Regions from separate parts of the Mus musculus genome. Here region 1 is linked to region 2. Evidence: chromatin loops called from intact Hi-C (ENCODE). Cell type or tissue: left cerebral cortex. All regions are shown on one strand. Each heading gives the region's core, and the rest is flanking DNA. Links, peaks and the distances in the headings are about the cores only.

Region 1 (11,836 bases), core at 1,926-9,925, 78 kb after region 2:
ACTCAGGGTACCAAGGTAATAAATATACTTTGGTGTTTTCCTCTATGAAGATGGTCCTTTACATTGGTTCTGTGAGCTATTCTTTCCATGTAATTACTATTCCATCAAGGAGCAGGAGCCATTCACATCTCCTAAGTGGTATCTCAGTATTTTGGGCATAGGGTGGGACCTGGCCCTCCCGACCACCTCTTGTGAGAGTCGATTGCAGTATGAAGAACTATGGCTTCCTCATTTATTCTCTCCCTTACGCATACCCTTGAACCTGGAGTCTGGCTAGCCTGCTTGCTGCAGTCTCTTTCTCTGCCTCAAAAGCACAGGGATTCCAGGGCCAAGGCCACACCCACCTGGCTTCTTTCACAAATGATCTGGAGAGCCAAACACAGAGGCAAGAGCTTTACCCCCTGAGCCATCTCCTCAACCCTTGATTGCTTATGGAATCCTGTGTTCAAAATTCTTGACAGCATGAATTGATGACTTGCCTCTGAAACCCTAAATGAAGAATGATGACCGGGCCAGCTAAGTATCCACCAGGCCATCCAGGGCACTGACAATCATGAAGAAGTGCAAATGCTGACTCCCACCTGGCTGCAGAGGAATCAAAGCCCTTAGCTTTCTGGCCCCTCTCCATTCCGGCAAGGTTCCTTCTCTTTCCACCCAATCGCAGTCATCATTTAAAGAAGCCACTTCCCGTGTTTACAAAAGGTGCATTTGGGTTATCTCTACTTGAATACCTGTTTTCACATCTTCAAGGTAAGTGTTTAATCCAACTGTGAATCTAGAGCCTTTCTCCTTCTTCCTGTCTCTCCCCACCATCTATCAGCCTGATTAGGGCACAATGACTGAGTGCATTTTCACTGTGCAAAGCCTGTAGGTAAACAGATGAGGAAATGGTGGAGGCAGGTGCTAAGACTGATGCGAGATGGGCCTGGGCGTGTGACAGCTCAGCCACCTTTGCACGTTAACCCCATAGATTTTTCATCTCAGAAATGGATGTTGCAGTTCTACTAACACCAGAGTGGGGCTATTAGGAGCGCATGAGCAAAGACAGCAGAAGCCAGCTTTGGCGTATGTGTGACATAGGGTTTACTGGTGTAGGTGTGGCACCCACAGTGCCAACTGCACCATCTTGGGAGAGCTTAACCAAGGCCTGCAGCTTTTCACAAAGGCACATTCAAGGTTAAGGACAAGGAGTACTGCAGGGCTGCTAGCTGTAGTCACGCAGCACATGATGGTATTGGTCAGTGATGGAGCATACATGCTGCCACGGGTGCTGAGGATGATAACAGAGCTGGGAAGTTAACATCCAGTATCCATGACACTGTCCTAACAACACACAAGTGTGTGGTGTTACTGTATTGTAAGACTCTGGTGAGCCTTAACTTACCGGAGACCCTCTTCCCCTCCCCTGCCCCAACCCCCATGAACAACTCGGAACTGGGAATCAATGCAAAAGCAAGAGGAATCTTATTGTTCCAGCATGCTGGGGTTGCCCTGTACATGAAGGAGAGAGAACGACCCCATGCAGCCCGTTCGGCGAGTTTTATACAGTTTTCAGAACAGCAGCCATTAGGCACAATGTGGTTGGCAGAACAGAGTGACTTTCAAGCTGATTGGTCTTAGGGAATGAGGTGGCAAGGACTTCCCTTGTCTGTAGGTGGCCAACAGTCTCGAAATGTGTCTATGTGCTCTGGGCCTCCTCCATCCACAGGTGGCGATGGTTGGTTCCTCACCCCTTCTGGAGGGGAGGGGTGCCTATGTGCTTCTTGACCTTTCTCTAGGGAAGGGTCTGGTGGAATTTTCCAAAGTTCCTGAGCTGACCTCTTCAGTGTAAACAGACCTAGTATTGCTCTGTGTTGCAGTGACCCTGTACACACAGATCTGGCTACCGACAGTAATATTAAACATGGCACATAACAATACATAGCACTTGACTGTTGTGTGTAATTTTATAAAACCACACTTGCTCCTTGCCCAGTGCTGTGGCTCCCTCTATGCTATGAGATCAACCGCTGCCAACAGCCGTCTCACCCAACCCCCATGGCTAGCTTTGCCAAACTGCTCCATTTTCCAAGCTCTGCCAAGCCACCAGCTCTGCCACTTTCCCATGGACTCTGGGAACTGCGATCCCTCTTCACCGGCCAACCACCCTGAGGCTAGCTCTGCCAAACCTCTAACAACCACCCAGGCTGTGCCCTTTCTCCTGCCCACTTGAGTTACCACAGATGGAAAACACTAGACAGCCTTAATATTTTAAAACCAGCCAGATAACTCAACTGCTGGGTGCAGAGTCTGTTGCTCTAAATGCATCGGTTATCCTATCTGGGAATTCCACTGAAGGCCGAGGCTGCCACTGGCTCTGGTTGCTCCCAGGCCATAGTCCTAGTCTTTGCTCCCCGCTCCAAAGCCTGGCTGCAAAGCCCTTTCTCCATCTCTTTCCTTCCTCTTCCTCCTGGGACCCAGAAGTCCCACCTTTTTTCCTCCGTCCAATGATTAGCTTCTGCTGTCTTTATTGACATAATCAAGAAACATTTAGTGAAATTCCAGCACTTGGGAGGCAAAGGCAGGCAGATTTCTGAGTTTGAGGCCAGCCTGGTCTACAGAGTGAGTTCCAGGACAGCCAGGGCTACACAGAGAAACCCTGTCTCGAAAAACAAAAACAAAAACAAAAACAAAAAAGAAGAAACATTTAGTGAACCAGATTTTAGTGTCAGCTCCTCCCCTACACTTGACAATAATAACAGACAATTTTGTTGCTGGCTTATCTGTTTAATATGCCATGCTTTTGTTTGTTTGTTTATTTTGTTTTTATTTTGTTTTTGTTTTTCAAGACAGGGCTTCTATGTATAGCCCTGGCTGTCCTGAAACTTACTTTGTAGACCAGGCTGGCCTCGAACTCAGAAATCCGCCTGCCTCTGCCTCCCAAGTGCTGGGATTAAAGGCGTACGCCACCACTGCCTGGCACTGTGCCATGCTTTTGTTGTTATTTTGAGATGTATGAATGTTAGCTGAATATTGTTACTGGTTTATGTATCTACTATTCTATACTTTTTCTCACTCAGCTATACTAATTTAAGACATTTATTCTCAAACAGGATGCTGTGTCCTGCAGCATCCTCCTAGCTTGCATTTGGTGTTCCTCCTGATGGCAACAGGGGCCACGAGGAGTGACCAGCATATGTGATCAATGTATGTAAATGCAGCCTGGAGAATGCATAACAAGGGAACTGCCCTGGTGTATGCTTCATGGCTGCCTGTGATTAAGTCATACACGACTAGCTGACAGAATGAGTCCTGGACAGGTCAGAGGAGGGAGCACTCCCAGAACCCGGAAAGGGGAGCACTCCCAGAACCCAGGAAGGGGAGCAGTAGCCAGCTGCTAGTCTGACAGGAGCCCACGACCATCTGCCAGAGAGGAACAGCATTCCCAGACACTGGTGCTGCTCCTGCAGCCTCCTCCCCTCCCTCTCCCAGCTCCTCCTAGCACCTCCTTCCACTTGATACCAATTGGAAGGGAATCTGTTTGTACAGTCCGTGTGAGTCAGCCTTCCAAGGCTCACAGTGGGATGAGAAACTCCCCCTCGGAGCTGGGGAGATGCTCAGTGAATCTGAGCACCCTTGTAAAAGTCAGACATGGCCACATGTGCCTATAACCCCTGGGGACACAGACAGGCAGATCCCAGGTCTTAGGTCCTGTGAGAGAATCTGCTCCCAATAAGCAGCAGGCAGGTAGTCTCAGCGTGACGTCCGAGCTGTAGATGAGGCAGCGGACACACAGCTTGACAGTTTCCATACAGACAGCATCTGAAATGGGGGTCCTTGGGGTTTCCATCAGGAAGCAAATAACCACGTCTAATCAGCACTTAACAGTGTGTAAACAGCACTTCCAACCAACTGAAAGCTGCCAAGCGATTTGTTCTCTTACGCAGTTTATGCTTTCTCTGCTATTCACTCAGCAAACAAAGATAACACAGTGATAACACTTGCTTTCCACTGTTCTCAATTCATTATCTTCTCGATCCAACTGAATCTCAATGATACAATTGAATTAAAAGTCTTGTTTGCTTTCAGCATGTCAAGTAACCTATGAAATGATTTGAAACAAGTAAATTTGTTTGTTTTCATTCGCTGAAGATACCGTAACAGAATACCTCACATGGAAATACTTTAAAAAAAAAAAATGTATGTTTTCCCATGGTTTTGGAGACCAGAAGTCCAGGATCAAGAGGAAGGCTGCCCCTTCCCTCTGAAGGTGCAGAAGATAATGAGCTCCTTTGGCCTGAGGTGACACCTCTGAGGTGACACCCCTGGCTTGGAGCAGCATGACTCCAATCTGTACACAGCTCTCTGTATGCATGTTATCTCATCTTTTATAGGAACTCCAGTCATAGTGAACTATGGCATGTGATGGCAAATTCATGGACCAGCCCCACTCCATTTAAGATTAAAAGCCATCTTGTTACAAGTTCATTTCTGTTTTCTGTAGAATTTGGATTTGGATAGGTCTTGACCCATATTCTGGAGTTTGACATGCTCCACCCTGATACCCTGACCGCCACCCTGATAAGATGTTCTGTCAAATAACTTTGCAATGTTCTGCCGAGGTTCTATGTACCCCAAAACCTTAAAAAACTCCCTAGCATTGCAGTTTGGGGGACTATATCAGCTCCACTTTTTCCTATGCTCAATGTTATTTTTCTCAAACCCCACTTTAGGGAGATAGGCCTGTCTGACAGAAAATAAAACTGTGTTTATCTTGACAAAGGAGTATGGGTAATGGCCTTGTCTTAGAGTTTTATTTCTGTGAAGAGACGCCATGACCAAGGCAACTTCTATAAAGGACATTTAATTGGGGCTGGCTTACAGTTTCAGAGGATCAGTCCATTATCATCATGACAGGAAGCATGGCAGGGTCCAAGCAGACATGGTGCTGGAGGAGCTGAGAGTTCTACATCTTGATCTGAAGGCATCCAGGAGAAGACTCTCTTCCAGGTGAGCTAAAAGGAAGCTCTCTTAAATCCCACCCCCACAATGACACACTTCCTCCAACAAGGCCACACTTCCTAATAGTGCTACTCCCTGAGCTGAACATATACAAACCATCAGAGTTTTTCACTTTCATTTGGTGGGTTAACATAATCTTGGTTGTCAACACCTGGGAAGAGGTCTAGTTGCTGTTCTCTCTTTGTATATTTGATCTCTCCAAACCTGTGTCAGACAGAGCAGAGTGTGTGTGTGTGTGTTTGAAATAAGTATGTGGCACATGTCTACCATTCTAGACATCAGGAGGAGAGGCAGGAGGGACACTGCATGTTCCAGGCACCCTGCCTCAATCCTGCATTCCTCCCACCACCACTGCACATGCACATATACTCACATGCACACTCACACACACAAAAGCTTTGACACAATGAGTGTTTCTTGACTCCTCTGATAACTGAGTTTCCTAACAGCACAGGATGTATAAGTCTTGCTTGTCATTACACTTTCTGGCTATCTCCAAGTGATTGTTATATGATTATCACTCACCAGTTATCACCTTTCCTATTTTGTACAAAACAGAGTAATTCCAAAATGTTTGTTTTCAATATCTCTTCCAAGTGTTAGACACCTACAGGCCCCTCCAGCTCCATGTTCTGTAAGTGTCCCTGCATCCAAATCTAAACAACTGTAAGCCTTGTTCACCCTTTTCTAGATTGTTCTTACCTCTCTACTGAACCCTGAGTGTTCAGGAAGGAGGCCTCCTTCTTTGTAAATCTTCCTCCCAAATATTCCTCGTCCCTCTATTCTATCTGGCCATGTTCCCATGAGAATATAGGCTCCGTGCAGGCAGGGATGTTTACCTGTTTGTTCTCCGCAGAAGCCTGAGTTCCTAGATTAGACGCCACATAATGACTTCCAAAGCATCCTGCTAACATGCCCAGTCTTGGCAAATACTGTCTACATCAATTATCTCTGCACACCGTAACCCTCAAAAACTTGGAGACTTAAAACAACAGGCTGGCCTCATAAGGATCCTTCTGCTTCTGCTTCCCAGCTTGAGATGAAAGGTGTGTGCACCCAACTTCCTCCTGTTGCATTTAACTGAACATATAGATTGTACGTGTCTGAGAAACAGGACAAGAATCACAGGGGCTTCAGCTCCATTAGAGCTAAGCTGCCGTCACGGCCATCTCAGGGAACTGCTTCCTCTGCGCCTGTCTTACAGCCATGTGGGTTTCTTTGTCTGGCTTTGTTTCCGCTCAGGCTGTGAAGCATCATCCTGTAGGAGGAGCCAGAGAGAACCCCAAGTTGATAGGGAGCAGGTGATGGCGAATATACACACGATGCATAAGATACATGCGACGTATCTCTACTCACTCCGTTACACTCTGCTCAGTCTGCTGCAGGATGGCAGGCTACGGGATGGAGGCGGAATGACAGATGGAGCTTGCTGGAGGACAGCATTCTGGGAAGAAGTGGGTAGAGGAGGAGTTTCTTCTCTTCCTTCGTTCATGGGCCTTGCTCTGGTGGGCAGTTGGCAACTACAATTCTGAAATGGAAGCGCTCCGAGGATGGCAGGCAGAGGGTCATTAGCAGCTTAAGAACTGGATATTTGTCCACAACAATGAGGAAACCAGAAAAGAAGATATACAGTGACAGGAAAGGGATGCGGGGAGGCAGGTGTCACATGGTTGAGGAGTGGTGCTTTCTTGCCTTTCCTGATTAAGAAGGGACAGCTAGAATGCTCATATCAGGGCAGAGTTTCAGGAGACTGGGACTTAGTAACGCGAAGACCAAGGAAAACAACATGTACCCTGGTAGATGCAATGGGCTTGGAGACTGCAGCGGAACTTGAGAGATTGGGAGTCCAGCGTCTGCTCACAGAACAATTGTTTTTTACTGTAACACTCCACTGAGTCGGTCACAGTGACATCCCCTGGAGGGTGGTGACTCCTGAGATCATTTGGCTTCCTCAGCAGGAAGTCCATTCTTTGTCTTGCCAGGTCATCCTCTGAGACATCCACAGCCTAAGAGCACTGCCCCAGAGCAAGGGTCAGTACTCAGTGAAGAGAAAGAACAAGGCTTGTAGCCGGGCGTGGTGGCACACGCCTTTAATCCCAGCACTCAGGAGGCAGATGCAGGCGGATTTCTGAGTTCAAGGCCAGCCTGGTTTACAAAGTGAGTTCCAGGACAGCCAGGGCTATACAGAGAAACCCTGTCTCGAAAAACAAACAAACAAAACAAGGCTTGTCTTTCCACGAACCTGACCAGCTCTTTGCCGAGGCTGCTATGTTTAAACGGATGCCCAGCATCCCGGTACACTCCCGATCTACTTAAGGAAGACTGCCACCTCCAGTCAGCCTTCAGTGGGTATTAGGCAGGACTGACTCTCCTCCACTGCCCTGGACTCTGTCCTCTGTGTTTCTATCGGCATGTCTTAGACCTCTGAGAACACCTTCCTGTGGCTATCCCTGTCTCGGACTTTGTGATTTCCCTGCCCGAGACATGCGGTAAATGTTAGCTGGATGGAAGATTGAGAGAATCCTGCTTTGGGCGGGGTTTAAGTTATGTGCTAATGCTCACATAGACTGGGAAATGGATTACAAAAGACAAGGGCTACGTGTAAGCTAAAAGCTTCAAGTCACACAGGGTTGTCAAAAAATGCCATTTGAATGCTCTAGACATGAATAATTAGAATGCCAAACATTCACGTGTTTTTTGTTTGTTTGTTTCGAGACAGGGCTTCTCAGTGTAGCCTTGGCTGTCCTGGAACTCACTTTGTAGACCAGGCTGGCCTTAAACTCAGAAATCCGCCTGCCTCTGCCTCCCCGAGTGCTGGGATTAAAGGTATGGGCCACTATGCCCGGCTTCACGTGTGTTTATAAGTTAGAATTAAATGTCTTTGACACCTTTCTGCAGTTATGGTGACAAGCAGCTTCTCCATCACTGCTTGCACTGGTTGAGTGACCTAGCTAAGCAGGCTGGATTAGTCCAGTGCCCAGGACTCTGCCTCAGCTCTCTCTCCACCCAACACAGAGCTTCCTCTTGGCCTTCACACGAATACCATTGACGGGCCCTGAGATGGTCGATCTGTTCATTGGAGTTGATGGGGACTGACTTGGGCATTGTCTAAGTGTTGGAGAGACATGGCTACACAGAGGCCATTCTCTGACTGTGGCATAATGAGCCCCACTTGAAGAGTCAGAGGACTTTCCTAAGTGTGGTGTGAGGCCTGCCCTGCCCTTCCTTGCTCAAGCCAATCCATTTCTTTCAGTTGGGCTCTGTGAGCTTTGATAGTGTAACTCGCACTAGGCGAGTCTTCTTACACAGGAGATAAACACATGTATTATGTGTTAACTATGTATTAACTAGGGCTGACGGCTCAGTATCAGAGTGCCTACCTAGCAGGCATAAGGCCCAGGTTTCCATGCCCAGCACAGGGGAAAATAAAACAAGAATATGTCAACCAGTCATTAATGTTAAACATAGAGGTATCTGCAACTTCAATATGTTAAGAATTTCTTGGGGCTGGCGAGATGGCTCAGTGGTTAAGAGCGGTGACTGCTCTTCTGAAGGTCCCGAGTTCAAATCCCAGCAACCACATGGTGACTCACAACCATCTGTAACGAAATCTGATGCCCTCTTCTGGAGTATCTGAGGACAGCTACAGTGTACTTACATATAATAAATAAATAAATCTAAAAAAAAAAAAAAAAGAATTTCTTGTACCTAAATCTGTGTCTATGTCCTGCAGGGTCAAAGGTTATGCCCTTAGCCTCCATTACCATATTCCCATCCAGAAAGGTTTCTCAAATGTTCTCTTTGTGTGCACATATGCATGTATGTGTGTACACGGGAGTGTGGCTGCGCATGCAGCTGTGTGTGTTGTGGGTGGAGGCCAGAGTCTAACATCAATGTCCGGCCAAGCCGCTCTCCACTTTACTCTCTGAGGTGTTATTTCACACTGACAATCACCGATTCAGCTGTACTGACTGGCCAGGGGACACTCTCGTCTCTGTCTCTCCAATCAAGGATTCCAGGCTTTTCCCATGGCTGCTGGAGATCTGACTCAGGTCCTCACATGTTCATGGCAGGCACTCTAGTAACTCCAGCACTCTTCCAACATTATTCATTGTAAAAGGATGACAGCGTCTCCTGAGCAACCTGCCTGCTAATTGCTGGTTTGGTGTTTGGATTAAGATACTATGCACCAAATGGCTTGACAATAATTATGAGCTTTTTTTTTTTTTTTCTCCATCAGAAAGCAATTTTTTTCTCTCTTTGGAGGGAAGCAATTGTTTGAGTTCTTGGGCATTTTGCTTCAGCTTTGTATGCACTGTGTGGAGTTTACAGTAACCCAAGGTCTAGGCTGGAATATACCCATTTTGTGGATGGGAAAGCTGAGGCTCATGTGACTTAACTGATCTAGGTCAAAGTCAGCATCTGAACCCAGGCCAGTCTGATTTCAGACTCTCACTTTAGCCCTAGTAGATTACGTTGCACATGGCAGTGTGCAACGGTGTCACACATGTAGTGAGAAAATTAACAGTTCAGTAGCTGGGTCTGTACATTACATAAACATGAGCTCTTTCCAGGATGACTGAAGTTCCAGCTTCAGGACAGCAGTTGAAAAGAAATAAGTACAGCCAAGGGGTGGTGGCACATGCTTGTAATATCGGCAGAGGCAGGTGGATCTCTGGATGAAAGGCCAGCCTGGTCTACAGAGTGAGTTACTTATTTTGTTTTTTCTTTTTTTCCCCTACAGGCCTAGAATCAAATTACATTGAGAGCTATAATAATAATTGCTGTTCTACAACAATATGAACTAACCAGTACCCCCAGAGCTCGTGTCTCTAGCTGCATATGTAGCAGGAGATGGCCTAGTCGGTCATCATTGCAAAGAGAGGCCCATTGGTAGTGCAAACTTTATATGCCTCAGTACAGGGGAACGCCAGGGCCAAGAAGTGGGAGTGGGTGGGTAGGGGAGTGGGTGGGGGGAGGGTATGGGGGACTTTTGGGATAGCACTGGAAATGTAAATGAAGAAAATATCTAATAAAAGTTTTAATAAAATAATAATTGCTGTTCTGTTCATTGTTAATAATTGATATCATCATCAGTGTGTGTGCATGATGTCATGTCTGTGTGAAAACATCCATGTCACAGGACAGCCAGGGCTACGCAGAGAAACCCTGTCTTCAAAAAACAAAACAAAGAAAACAGAAAAGGAAGAAATCCATAATCTGCAAGCTGCCACGGTACCGTCCTCTCGGCATTTCCACGGTACCGTCCTCTCGGCATTTCCCGCTGTAGATGTACCCAAGTCTATAGGGATGCCTCCTCCACTCTCTGCAAGGCCGGCATGAGGCCAGGGGTCTTCTCCCCCGTCCCAAGCCCTGAAATCTCCACCCTGGTCTACTGGTACTAATGATTTCACAGCTGCTTGCCCATCAACCTAGGTCCTCCTTTCCTCTTGCATTTTTTTTTGTCCAAACATAAAACATAACGCAGTTACAGACGTGATGTTTCTTTATGTTAATAAAAACTCAGCCCATTGGCTGACAGCTCATTCCGTACAAGGCAAGCATCCAACCTCCAGGTCCCACCACTGACAGATCTAACCGGCTCCTGAGCTGCCCTCTGACCCCCACATGCCCACTGTGACATGGATGTTTTCACACAGACATGACATCATGCACACACACTGATGATGATGATGATACCGATTATTAACAATTAATTGAATAGCAATTATTATCATAGCTCTCAATGTAATTTGATTCTAGGCCTCTGAGGGGAAAAAGAAAAAAACAAAATAAGTAAGGCTGGGTGTGGTGGCGCACGCCTTTAATCCCAGCACTTGGGAGGCAGAGGCAGGCAGATTTCTGAGTTTGAGGCCAGCCTGATCTACAGAGTGAGTTTCAGGACAGCCAGGACTACACAGAGAAACCCTGTCTAGAAACCCTCCCCCAACCCAAAAAAAAGTAAAAACTCAAAATTTGAGCTCAGCCCATCAGGGTAACTACTGTTCAATCTTTACAGCACCCACTGGGATATTAGGTAATGTGAAAACAGCTCACAGTGACAGCTTGTTCCCAGTGTCCTCCCAGGAACCCAGGAACGAGCTGTGGCCACTACTTAACAAAGCTTAACTTCTCAGGCTGTGTGCCCAGTGCCCCAGCACACCTGCCATACTCCCAGGGCCTCTGTCTGAGGCACAGTGGAGTTAGATGGCAAGATGCCACCAAGATGATGATGTGAGACCTTGTAACTTTCTGGTGACAGAGTGTGGGAACTCAAGCATCTTGCTAGACTTGTAGCCTTAGTGTAGCTTTGGGTCCTTTGACTGGAAATGGTGACTTAGATGTTGTCTTCCTTAGAGTCTTACTGCTGTGAACAGACACCATGACCAAGGCAACTCTCATAAGGACAACATTTAACTGGAGCTGGCTTACAGGATCAGAGATTCAGTCCATTATTATCAAGGTGGGAGCATGGCAGCATCCAAGCAGACATGATGCAGAGAAGCTGAGAGTCCCACCTCTTGTTCCAAAGGCAGCTAGGAGAAAACTGTCTTCCAGGCAGCTAGGATGAGGATCTTAAAGCCCACACACACAGTGACACACTTCCTCCAACAAGGCCACACCTCCAAAAAGTACCACTACCTGGGCTAAGCATATACAAACCATCACAGATTTGAAATATGGAAGTTGGTCACTAAGTATTGGATCATAGGGACTCTGACTTAATCCACAGATACATTCATAATCTGATGACATCATTGCAGGTGATGGAGACTAAGAGGTAGGCCCTGGAAATCTACTCCTGTCTGTAAATGCTTTATCCTTCTCTCTGCTT
Region 2 (11,836 bases), core at 2,309-10,308:
CTGTGTAGCCCTGGCTGTCCTGGAACTCACTTTGTAGACCAGGCTGGCCTCGAACTCAGAAATCCACCTGCCTCTGCCTCCCGAGTGCTGGGATTAAAGGCGTGCGCCACCACGCCCGGCTGATGCTTCTCTTTAGTATCATGCTGGACTCAAGTCTCCATCGATGTTGAAGATATTTCCATTGCCTTTATAGGAGTTGGGGTGGGAGGTGAGATGAGCGGGTACGAGTGAGCAGAACAGAGCCATTTACCAATGTCTTGGGACACTTTGACAAGCAAGCCGTCATTACAGAGAACTGTCAAGGCTTAGCATTCCTTTCTACAGAACAACCAGTAATTGGTAAGAGCTAATGTATATGACGTGCTTGCTGTGTGCCCTGCACAGTTGAGAGCTTCCATGCATTTAGACCCCAGACCCAACAGGTCGGTGCTTCTTTACCATTTATAGATGAGGTAGTCAGCCTTGGGGATACTGTGATGGCTCAGTGAGTAAAGATAGTTGCTGTCAAGCTTGACAGTCTGAATTTGATGCCCTGGGACCTACATGGTGGAAAGAGAACTGACTTCCCCAAGCTGTCCTCTGACCTCTACACACACAGAGAGTCACAGACACATACATACAAACGACACACACACAGACACACACACAATAGACACACATACACTAAACAGATGCTTTGTTTTTGTCCTTTAAAGAAAGTAAACCTCAGGCAGAGGAGAGCCTTTCACTGTCTGCAACCACCCTGTTTACCTGCCTGTTTCTAAAGCTGGGTCCTTCCCATTCTGCCGCAGACCCTCTGGGCCCCTTTGTCTGCGTGGAACGGGTCTCTAGTCGCAGGTGGGCAAAGCGTCACAGACTGATGCACACAGGAGAGGTTGTGTAGAATCTGAATGTAATTTGTCAAATCGAGCATCAAACTTTTTATACAGAAGAAAATAGGGAAGTTGGGTGATACACCAGCAAGGTACAAAGAGGTTACTGGATTCTTACACAAAACAGAGGAATACAAACACAGAAGGTCTGACAGGAACCACCTGGGATAGAATTCATTGTTAACAACTGGGATCAAAAAGAGCTCCACCTAAGGTCCACTTAATCTTAGAAGCCAGGGTCAAGGGCTTCGTGCCCTTGCCATAGTTCCTATTTTAGTCTATTGTATAGTCCACCTTCCCCCTAGGCCATTGTAAATACATGTATATGGGTGTAACTCAGCTATCTATAGTTCTAAGTATCTACTCTGGTTCCTCCTTAGGTCTCAAACTTCCTTCTTCTTAGATGATGGTAAATTCCTGTGTAGGGCAGTGACTTAGCTTTTGTTCAAAGTGATAGTGTAATACCAGAGTCAATTCTGAATGTCACTGAATAGGCAACATTCTTACTGAATTCCAAGCCCATGGTCAGCTCAAGGACTTTCTAGGACATTGGAACACTGGCAAAGGCTTAGCTATGTCAGAATTCAATCTTAAAAGGCACTTATAATAAGATAATACTAAAAGAGAGCACGTGGATCCATACACCAGACTAACTCGGGACTAGGGTATGAGTATGAGAGTGTCAAAGTTCCAGGAGGTGAGTTTCCGTGAAACTCTTTGCCTCGTGAGTGGCTTTTAGGTTTCAGGCCTGTCAAGCTGATTCGACCGGAGTGCGTGGCACCATTCCTGAGGATTCAGCTCTAGCATTATACAGCTTGGATCTTCGGAGGCCCCTAAAGGCCCTTTGGGGCCCCTAGTGGCTCTTTGGAAGGTGGAGGCTAAGGAGGTGGGGTCTAGGGAAAGGCCCGTACATCCTGGTGTGCTATGGGGCCCTTAACTTTTCACTTCCTGTCTAGACATGATATGGGTACTCCCCCACCATGCATGGCAGATGTGTCTGAGGCTGCACTAGCAATAAACCTCTTCTCTGTAAGTGAACTGTCTCAGGTATGTCTTTCTAGTGATAAAGAACTGCCTAGCCCATGTCCCCAGTGAAGCTTTCCCTACCCATCCATCTGAATGCAGCCCCCAACGCTCTGAAATGCACCCTCCCCGACATTTTCTACATAGAAGATCTCAGAGTCTGTAGGTCTCTCTCACTTTTTGTTGTTGTTGTTGACTTTTAGTCTCTGCTATTCAGAGACTTAGCTGTATGAGGACAGGAACTTTATCTCTTTCATTTGCCCTGTTCATTCTAGGCATGCATGCATCCATAAATGAATGCAGTTGGTGACACGTGGACATGAACATGTCTCATGCAGAAGCCTGGTTCTCAGTCTTTGTCTACTCTCGCCATAACTAATCATCCTGCCATCAAATATTTATTAAATTACCAACCAGTGCCAGGCACTGAGGTAGGTACTGGAGAACTGAATGAGCAAGACATAGTCTCTACCCTGGAAACCCCACCTCTGATAGGAATGGTAGCTGGGAAGGATACCATGGACACATCTTAGCAGAGAGTTGTGTGTCATGTGACATAGCAACAGGGAGTGGAGCTGCCTCTGCCAGACCAGGAAGACCTCTGCAGCTGGAACTTGAGGTCAAAAGTAGACTCTGGATGGGAGGGAGGGAGGGAGGGACGGAGGGAGGGACGGAGGGAGGGAGAGAAGGAGAGAAGTAGGGAGGGAGGGATGGATGCGGATGTCGGTTTAGCAGGGAGGGTGCGGGATTCTGAACTAGGCTTTACCCACCTTACCCAGCTCAGTCATGCTTCCATCTTGGATCTCAGCAACTAGGAAGACCATTGCCCAACTGACATAGGCTAATGGAAGTGCTGTGGAGGGAACTGCTGTCTGAGGTGCTGTAGAGGGAGAGTGTGTCTATGTGGTGGGTCAGATACCCTTCAACTCTCTTAGTTAGGGTTTTCATTGCTGTGAAGAGACACCATGACCAAGGCAACTCTTCTAAAAGAAAACATTTGGTTTCAAATGGACTTAAAGTTTCAGAGGTTTAGTCCATTATCGTCATGGCAGGAAGCATGGTGGCATGCAGGCAGGCATGGTGCTAGAGACAGAGCAGAGAGTTCTACATCTTGATCTGAAGGCAGCAGAAGGAAACTGTGTCACACTGGGCATAACTTGAGCATATATGAGACCAGAAAGCCTGCCTCCACAGTGACACACTTCCTCCAACAAGGCCACACCTACTCCGGCAAGGGCACACTCCTAATAGTATCACTCTTATGAGTCTATGGGGCCATTTCTATTCAAACCACCACAAACTCTTAGAGTACCATAAGTGGAGTATCTGTCTCATGAAGGGGTATGTGTGTGTGTGTGTGTATGTGTATGTATGCTGTGTGTGTGCTATGTGCATGTGTGCTGTGTGTATGTGTGCTATGTGCATGTGTGTGCGCGTGCGCACTTAGAACTCATCAGTCCTTTGTTCTGTCCACTGCATTGCTCTGCCAGTTCTAGGCAAGGGTAGGAGTGAGAGCACCCATGGAGTCCAAAGCGGTTCTTGAGGAATGCTGTCTGTGCTTATAGTTGGACACATGAGCTTCCCTGACATCACAGGACCCACCCCTTGCTATGTGGCTCTCTCTCCTCTGGGTGTGAGTCTCATTTGTATTTCCAGAGCAGCCTATCAGAATGTGGACAGCCTCTTCCTTCATGTCCTCTCAGCTTCATGGTAAGTGTTTGCTCTTTCAGAGTGAAAGACAGGTCTAGGTTCAGCTTTCTATAGCCTGTACCAATTCAGAGTCCATGAGTAAGATGAGCTGACTACTAAGAATAGTTAGAACCCATGGTTCCCTGTCTCAGCAGCTGCATGGCTGAGGGCTAGGGAGGGATTCATCCACATGTGGATTGCCCATACTGCTCAGCAAGAAAACAACAAGTGGTGTTGAGCTAAACAGCATTCCTTTGCTGTAACAAGTACTGCAGAAGTCAATTTAGTCTTTATTTTAGTTCACGGTGTTGGAGGTTTCTGTTCTTGGTACATTGCCCCAATTATCTTTGGGTAATATATGAAGACAGTGAGTTTTGGTGGGAGCACATGGCAGAGAGAAGTAGACAGAGAGTGGCAGGTAGTTGCCAGGGTCCTAAAGACAAGCTCTCAATGACCCAACACCCTCTAACTAGATCCCACCTCTTAGTGGTTACACCATCTCTCAATAGCACCACAGTTGAAAGACCATGCCTTTAACATCTGGGATTTGGGGAGACGTTTTTCCAAACCATGGCAAATGATGAAAAGACATCCACAGTCCTTTATTCAATTAATTATATGTTTCAGAGCTATATGATCCATAGTAATGATCTTTAAACTCACTGCCAAAAACTGGTTTTAGCTGTGCTCCAACCGTGCATTTATTTCTCTGTAAGTACACTCATGGGCCAATCTACCAATTCGGTGGTAAAAACATCCCGTGGTCCCTTTTTTCCTAGTTCCTTGGTGTGGCATTCCCCAGTGGATACAAGGCATATCAGAATAGACTACATTTCTCAGAAACCTTTGCAGCTAGCTGTGTCCGTAAAAATCAGTTCTGCCCTGTGGAAATGCCTGAGAAGAGCACCAAGCCCAGCACTGGGATCTTTCTGTGAGATTTTCCACTTTTCACAAGTGTCCCTGTCTGAAGGTGTGCAGCTGTTTCCTGCTGCTGCTGCCCAGAATGCAGACATACTGTCTGGACCACAAGAGTCACCTTAGATAAGGAAGCAGAAACCACACGTTGGTGTCAGAGCATCAGAGAAGACAGCGTACCAGCTCTGGGCAGCTCACTACCAGGCTCCACTTAGGTGACATAAACTCTCGTTTAAGTCATTGTCATCTTGTATATTAATCTTTTGTTTTGTTTTTTTGAAACTGGGTTTCTTTGTGTAGCCTTGGCTATCATGGAACTCACTTTGTAGACCAGGCTGGCCTCAAACTCAGAAATCCACCTGCCTCTGCCTCCCGAGTTCTGGGATTAAAGGCGTGCGCCACCACTGCCCGGCTTGTATATTAATCTTATCCCAGTCTGGTCCTACCTGATAGACTTGTGTACATTTAATACATATAAAAGGGAAGACAGAAGCATATCTTACTAAAAGTTATGCTAGAAAAACTTCAGAAATTCTATTATATTTTGCACTTGACTCGACAGTCTCACAAACCTCTGAGATCTGAGGTTCCATCTTCCTTTGTCCACTTTAGAGTAATCTCTTCTTGTCACTACAGCCCTTGTTCTGTGAATCCTGTAAATCTAGTTACATTTGCGAAGTTATTTGACTCTTCTCCTCTAAATATACTTTGCTTTCTGAGGCAGGGACCCAAAAAATGTTCTTTGAATCACCTAGCACTGCCAGGACAGAATTCCTTTCAGGCTGAGCCTTGGCTAACTCTCCTGGCCTGGGTCCATCTATAGACGCTGGCCAAGGAGAGTTGGATGAGTTGGAAAGACACTGTGTGAGCTGGGCCCACAGATGTGCTGGGAACTGTGCAGATGCTGCTGTTAGGTGGGCCCACTCACCAACCTCTCACAGCAGGCTGACATGTGACTATGCCCTAACTGGTCACAAGGCCAGAGGGAAGAGAGAAGGCCAGGAGAAAAGCAGAGCTTCCCCCTCCAAAAGCTTTGCCCGGGCATGGCCTTTCTATAGGAAGGAACTGTCAGGGTGCCGTAGCCACCACTCCTCATTAGAGATGCTCAGAGTGTAACCATTACCAGAATTCTGAGGCTGAGGGTCCATCCACACCACCCTACCCACATTCTGCCTGTGCTCAGGAAAGCGAGATCTCCCCCTCCCCCCACCTAGTCCCTTCAGCATCAGGACAAATCCATACTCCCTCTCCACCCCCGTTAAGCATCGTGTCCTGCTGTATCACAGCTTCTAAATCCCTGACTCATGCCAGCCTCAGAGTTTAGAGAAGAGGTTATCCAAGTGCTGTGGGCTGCATGCTCTTCCGCACCCCCGGCCCTGCCACACACACTCAGCTATTTAATTATAGCACCTCTGCAGGGCAGAGGGGATAGGGAAGGAAGGGGCTAGGAAGAGAGAGAAGGTTCCTGAAACTAGAGGACCTTGAGGGACGTTTGGCACGATCTCATTGTGAAAGCAATGTATGATGTGGCCATTAACCCCTAGAGCAGGCAAGTGGTAAGTGGGGCAGGTCCTGGAGCCTGGCTAAGGATGCGCACGCAGCTAGGAGGCGAAGCATCGAGGCTGCGCCAAGCCCCCCTCAGTTTCATCTGTTCTCCTACACATCTAAGTAACCAGGCTATCATGTGATCCTCCGGTAACTATGGCAACGAGGTCTGTCTCGTGGAATGTGTGGTGAGAAATCTCACAGAAAGATCCCAGTACTGGGCTCGGTGCTGTGCCCAAGAGTAGCTCCCTTCCACTAGATCTGAACTCTGGGGCTGCAGGGGCACCGGGTGATAGCGGAGATGGTAACAATACGATTCTGAGCAGCTCTCTGCTGAGCTGGAGACATTGATTCTTCCTGTACTCCTGATACTTGCCTCCCCTATTTTGGACCAATCCCTGAAGACGAGAGACAAAAATAACCCTCTCCCAAGGAGACCATGCTAATGCACACTCCGTGCCTTTGGAGATGGGGCTCTATAGTGAGACACCCACTCCAGCATCTCAGACTGATGAGGGAAAGCACTCAGCGGTGCCAGGGGGTCAGCATTCTGCCTCTGCCAGGAGAAGCTGCAGAGAAGTAGGCTGCACAATGGGAGGCTGTGTTAGCATCGAGTAGACTCTCGAACCCGATGGCTCTGCAGCTCATAGGCACAGCCAGGCGGAAATGTTTGCAAATGAAGGGCATGGTTATAATATGGTGAAACACACGTCAGAGGATTCAGCGTGCAGCAGATGAGCGGCTCCTGAATAGCCATGCATGTAGCAGTCTGAGTGGCGCCGTTGCTGCCAGCCATGGGGAGACAAGCTGTGCAGGCTGCCCTTTCAGAAGGATGCTGCAGCGGATTCGACTGCTGCGTCTGACCTTGAATGAGTTAGTCTTTTCAGGTGTCAATTTCTCCATCATTGGAAGAGGCAGGGTAATCGTTGTGTAGCCTTCTTGGACTTTGGCTGCAATCATGTTTGATAACATGGAAAAGTACAAGGTACTAATAACACAAGAAAATACTTCAAAATGGGCATTGTTGTAAGTCTTTCCTCCTCTTCCTTCCCCTCCTTCCCCTCCTTTTTCCTCCCACTCTCATCCTTCCTGCCTCTCTTCTTCCATCCTCCCTCCCCACTCCTCCTCCCCTCTTCCTCCTTCCTCCCCCCTCCTTCCTCCATCCTCCCCTCATCCTCCCTCCTCTACTTTCCCTTTTCCTCCTGATTTTTGTTCATCTCAGAGGTATTTATTCTTAAAGGACTCAGCAGGCTGGATGAGTAAGGATGAGAGCTACAACAGTGTGAAGCCATTGTGGCTTCATATAGCCTGGAGTATGTGCAGAGAAATTTCCATTTTAATCCCAGCAATGCCCCATTAGGATTATAATGTCCACTTATTTCAGAGAAGACCCAAATCTGCCTAGTCAATGACAGACTCCGGATCTAGTCCCTGCTTCCCAAACCCAGGCTCCTGGGGGCAGCTCCGTCTGAAATACCCTCTGACTATTGGAAGTGACCTTGCTATTGCTAGGTGGCTTCCCAGGAGCTCACAGAACACCATGCTGCATTTGTGCATGTGTATGTGCATGTGCCTGCCTGCTTCTTTGTTTGAGGGTACCTATTGTGCCATGCTGACATGATCACCTTTTAGGGTCCATATGGGAAGACTTCTGGCAGAGACCAGAATGCTGCTGTTCATCATGGTTTCAACAGTGAGAACTGAGGCACTATGCTCCACTACTATGGATACACAAAGCTAGAACAGCAGGGTTGCATGGCCCTGCCATGGAGGCAGAGGAGCAGTGGGTTCTTCAGCTCACACTGTCTGATTGTCTGCCATGCTCAGGTTTGCTTTCCAGAGTCACATCAACTCTGAATACTCCCCGCATCAAAGTGACTTGCATACCCTTTGTGTTCTAGTTTATCCATCCAGTGGGATTCTTGCAGATGAAAGGGTAGACAGCATCTCTCTTCCCCTGGCACTGATGTCTGCCTGTACCTCACACCTTCAGAGAGGAGGATCCCCAGACAGTAGTGGCGTGGGAACGTCCCATGTCTGCTAGCAGAGTTCCTCTCCTCACTCACCCTTCATAGACAGCCTTCACTCCACTCCACTTAATAGACTCATACACTCCCTGGTACTGTCCTGGGAATGTCTACATTACAGCAAAGCACTCAAAGGCACAGCCACAGAACTGAATGCACTTAGCGGGTGGAGACAGGTCTAGTCAGTGCATTTGCAGATTTGGCTGAATTCTCAGAGCTTATATTCTGATGAGGATGACACTCTCAAGCAGGGGGTTGGGGGAAAGCGTCTCCCTCCTCACTGACTTTGTTGTAAGAGGAGGAATGGTGGTAAGGAAAGTGACTTTTTCAAGTTGAGCCGTTACAATGAGCTACCCACAAGAAAGATATGTCAGCTTTACAACTTATTCAATTTCACAACACAGGGGAAATAATTGTGTTCTTTTTTGCAACAAGGGAGCTAAGACTCAGCATTGACACAATTTATCAAGGTCAGTAAATTCACTATATAACTTTAATCCTGTTTTTATTTTATGTACAGGAGTGTCTTGTCTGCATGTATGTATATATACCATGTGCATGCAGTGCCCATGGTGGTCAGGAGAGGGCGGTAGATCTTCTGGAAATGGAATTACAGATGCGCGTGAATCACTGAGTTCTGGGATTTGAGTCCAGGTCCTCTGCAAGAGCAGCAAATGCTCCTAACACTTCTGCTTTGTGGGATTCGGTTGTTTGTTTATTTATTTTTGAGAAGTTATAGATCGTCAAAAAGGATAGGTAGAAAACTCTATGAATTAAAAGCAGGGAGCGGACAATGGTGGTGGTGTTTCAAGGACTTGAACCCAGTCCAGCATGTGCAGTCTTAAGGGAAGGACAGGGCCTGCTGACTTTGAAGGAACAGTTGCTAACACCATGTTAGAAACAAGTGGTCATTAGCCAAGGGGCCTCGCAGGGTGAATGTCTGTCCATCTGTCCATAAGCACAGAATGAAGGTCTATGGCAGTCAGCAGAGCAGGGAGGAGCAGTGGGCGGTATAAACAGGGTCTGGGGGGATTTCCATCCTTTATATGAAGAAGTCTGGACTACATAGCTTATGCTATTAAAGTGGAGTCATCTGGTCAGATTTAGGTGTCTTTAGTCGGTTGACAAAACCAAAGTGGACAGTACTGGCAACAGAGAGGTTTAGTGGGCTTAATAGTCACCAGGCAAGAGATAATATGACCCCCAAACTAAACAAAGGACCAAGTGATGGAGGCAGCTGTTTTGAGAACTTTGAGGGGCTCCCAGAAGCCAGGCTTGGGGCACAGAGCTGTAATCCCAGCACTGGGGAGGCAGACCCCAGTTAGAGGCCAGCCTGAAAGATATAATAAGGTTATCTATCACCTTAGAAACATAACCTGGGAGAGGTAAGATTTCAGGGATTCGTGGGTGATGAGATTGATTGACTGGCTGATTGATTATAGCTGCTAGGGAGCTGACTATGGCCATCAAGCATTATAGAAAATATAGAAGAAAAAGCCGATATGGGGCTCGGGGCTCTTGCTGTGTCTGTCAAGCGACACACACCTCCACCTCTACAACATTCTAACTACAGACACCAAGAAGTGAGGCCATGAGCCACGCCGGGAACAAAATTGTTCCTGGAGACTCAAGTCTCCAATGAGCTGCTGCTCGGCCTGAACATCGGTTGTTCAGGGTTTCCCTCAGTTCTGGGAACCACCTTGCAATTCGCCCTCCTCTTTCCATGAGTGACACAAGGCCAGTGAGCTAGTGGAGAAATGAAGAGTTCAACTTTGGAACTGGTGATTTCTGGGCCCGTGTGACACCCCTCTGACGACCATGGGCCCATGTGACATTCCTCTGACGACCAGCAGCTCCAGCAAGTACGAACCAGAGTGGAAAAAAAAAAGTCTGAGCTGAAGTCATCATCAGCCTGTGAACTGCAGTTGAATCACACAGACAGGGTGTGGGAGTGGGGATGGTACCCCAGGAAAGCAAGAACATGTGATTCCAGAAGCAATGGCTTAAACAGTCAGAACAGGGTGAGAACCTTTAATCAAAGCCAAGGTAATCGGTTAGGGGGTGAACAGTGAATAGTTGATGGTTGATGACCTTCAGGGCAGCGTCACCTTGACAGTAAGACAGAGCCAGGCTGTGGGGCTGTGGAGCACATGGGAAGCACAGTGGGGAAGACCTGGGAGCTTTCAATGAGAGATGGAAGAAGCCAGTAACAGTAAGCAGGGGTCCTCAAAAGATCTGTGTCAGGGATGCCAGCTAAGACTAGCCTCACTCCACAGGCCTGCACTAAAATTTGCTGTCCTTGAGTTTGGAAGCAGACAGGATTGTAGTGTGAAGATAATTCCAAATGCACCCTGTGTTAGCTTTTCTTCCTGTTTGTGACTAAACACCTGACGGTAGCAGGGGGAGGACACATCTTGATTCACAGTTTCAGGGAACACAGCTAATCATGTCAGGGAAGGTAGAGAGCCTACACCGGAAAGACCCTGGTGAAGGCTCCTCACATCCTGATGGGGACAGCAAGTAGAGAAGAATACTGTGATCAGGGCCAGGGCCAGGTGACCTACCACAAAGGCCTGACCCAGTCCCTCAATCTGCTGGCTGCCCCACAGCCTCCTGGTATACCACCAGTGGGGACCAGGATCCCAACACATGAGACCGGAGAACATTTAAACCGTAACAGCTCTCACCATTCTTTCTCGAAAAGTTTAGATTGTTAGAAATTGGCCTCTGGCAGACATATCTTTGTGGTGGTATAACTAAGAGGCTGAGGGGCTGAGGGGAATTTGGAAGCTTGAGACAGTGTACTGATTGCTAGAAAGCATGTCAGCTCTTCCACCTTTTCTTCTTCTTCTTCTTCTTCTTCTTCTTCTTCTTCTTCTTCTTCTTCTTCTTCTTCTTCTTCTTCTTCTTCTTCTTCTTCTTCTTCTTTTTCTCCTCCTCCTCTTCCTCCTCCTCCTCCTCCTCCTCCTCTCCCTCCTCCTCCTCCTCCTCTTCTCCTCCTCTTCTTCTCCTCCTCCTCTTCCTCCTCCTCCTCCTGCCTCTCATCCCAGGCCCTACCTTCCTGCTTCCCACTGCTCTCCTGGATGTTCTCCTGGGTAACATCATCTCTTGACTGGCAAGGCCTATGGGGCAAAGACATGTCCTACAAGAGAGTTTAAGGGCTATGTGATAGAGACCAAGGGCCAGGAGGGTCAGACCCAACACCTAAGCCACCTGCATGGCCACTTAACCTTACTAAGGTTGGTTTCCTCCTCTATAAAGTGGGGAAAAAGAGGCAATCTGCCCAACCACACACAGCAGTGCAAATAATGATAAAGGCCATAGACTCAGAGTCTGGCACATACTAAGTGCTGAGGGAGAAGAAAAGAGCAGCCATTATGCCAACATTTGGAACGCTCCTGCCTTCCAGACGGGAAGGCCTTAGACATACAGGAGCATGCCGCAGAGGACTCTCTTCATAATCTCTCCCTCCCCTGGGGATGCGCAGGATGGCTTCATAAGAACACCCAGCCATGGCTCTATTCTTTGGACAAAGCCCTGAGTGGCCAGTGGCAGTTAGAGGTCTCAGCTCTCCTGACTTGGAAATTGCTCAGGGGGAGAAACACTACCATTTAACAGCTATCAAGTATTGTTCTTGGGTGGGACACAAAGCGACAGCATCCTCCTCCAAAGGGAATTGTGTTTACTCTTGCATGAAACATTTCAAATCAGAGCACACATAATAAACCCCGGGAACAGTTGCGTTTTAAGAACAGAGTAAATACC

What was found. Hi-C counts contacts between places; a loop is a spot of excess contacts. Peaks named below come from ENCODE experiments on the same cell type or tissue, not always from the same donor. Only the 100,000 strongest peaks of a DNase experiment are listed, where the experiment ranks them.
Region 1: a loop joins it to region 2, with 7 times the contacts of the local background. A loop is called at or near these places in 3 of 42 quality-filtered maps.

What each region holds. Positions count from the first base shown.
Region 1 is chr15:37,039,338-37,051,173 of GRCm38, forward strand. Gm34724 (a long non-coding RNA gene) reads right to left here and starts at 6,928. Exons shown (of 3, transcript XR_001781594.2): 1 at 6,358-6,928; 2 at 5,841-6,259; 3 at 4,830-4,994. In left cerebral cortex, for the core only: CTCF peaks have their summits at 1,996, 6,263 and 8,658 (motif pointing left); DNase peaks (open chromatin) are centred at 2,085, 3,465 and 6,374; H3K27ac peaks cover 3,357 bases.
Region 2 is chr15:36,961,341-36,973,176 of GRCm38, forward strand. It overlaps Gm34590 (a long non-coding RNA gene), which reads left to right. Exons shown (of 8, transcript XR_875167.3): 8 at 2,171-2,364. Among named protein-coding and RNA genes, the nearest start is that of Gm34590, 29 kb to the left of the region's middle. In left cerebral cortex, for the core only: CTCF peaks have their summits at 6,162 and 8,649 (motif pointing right); DNase peaks (open chromatin) are centred at 5,331, 5,831, 6,184, 6,578 and 3 more places; H3K4me3 peaks cover 1,292 bases; H3K27ac peaks cover 4,163 bases.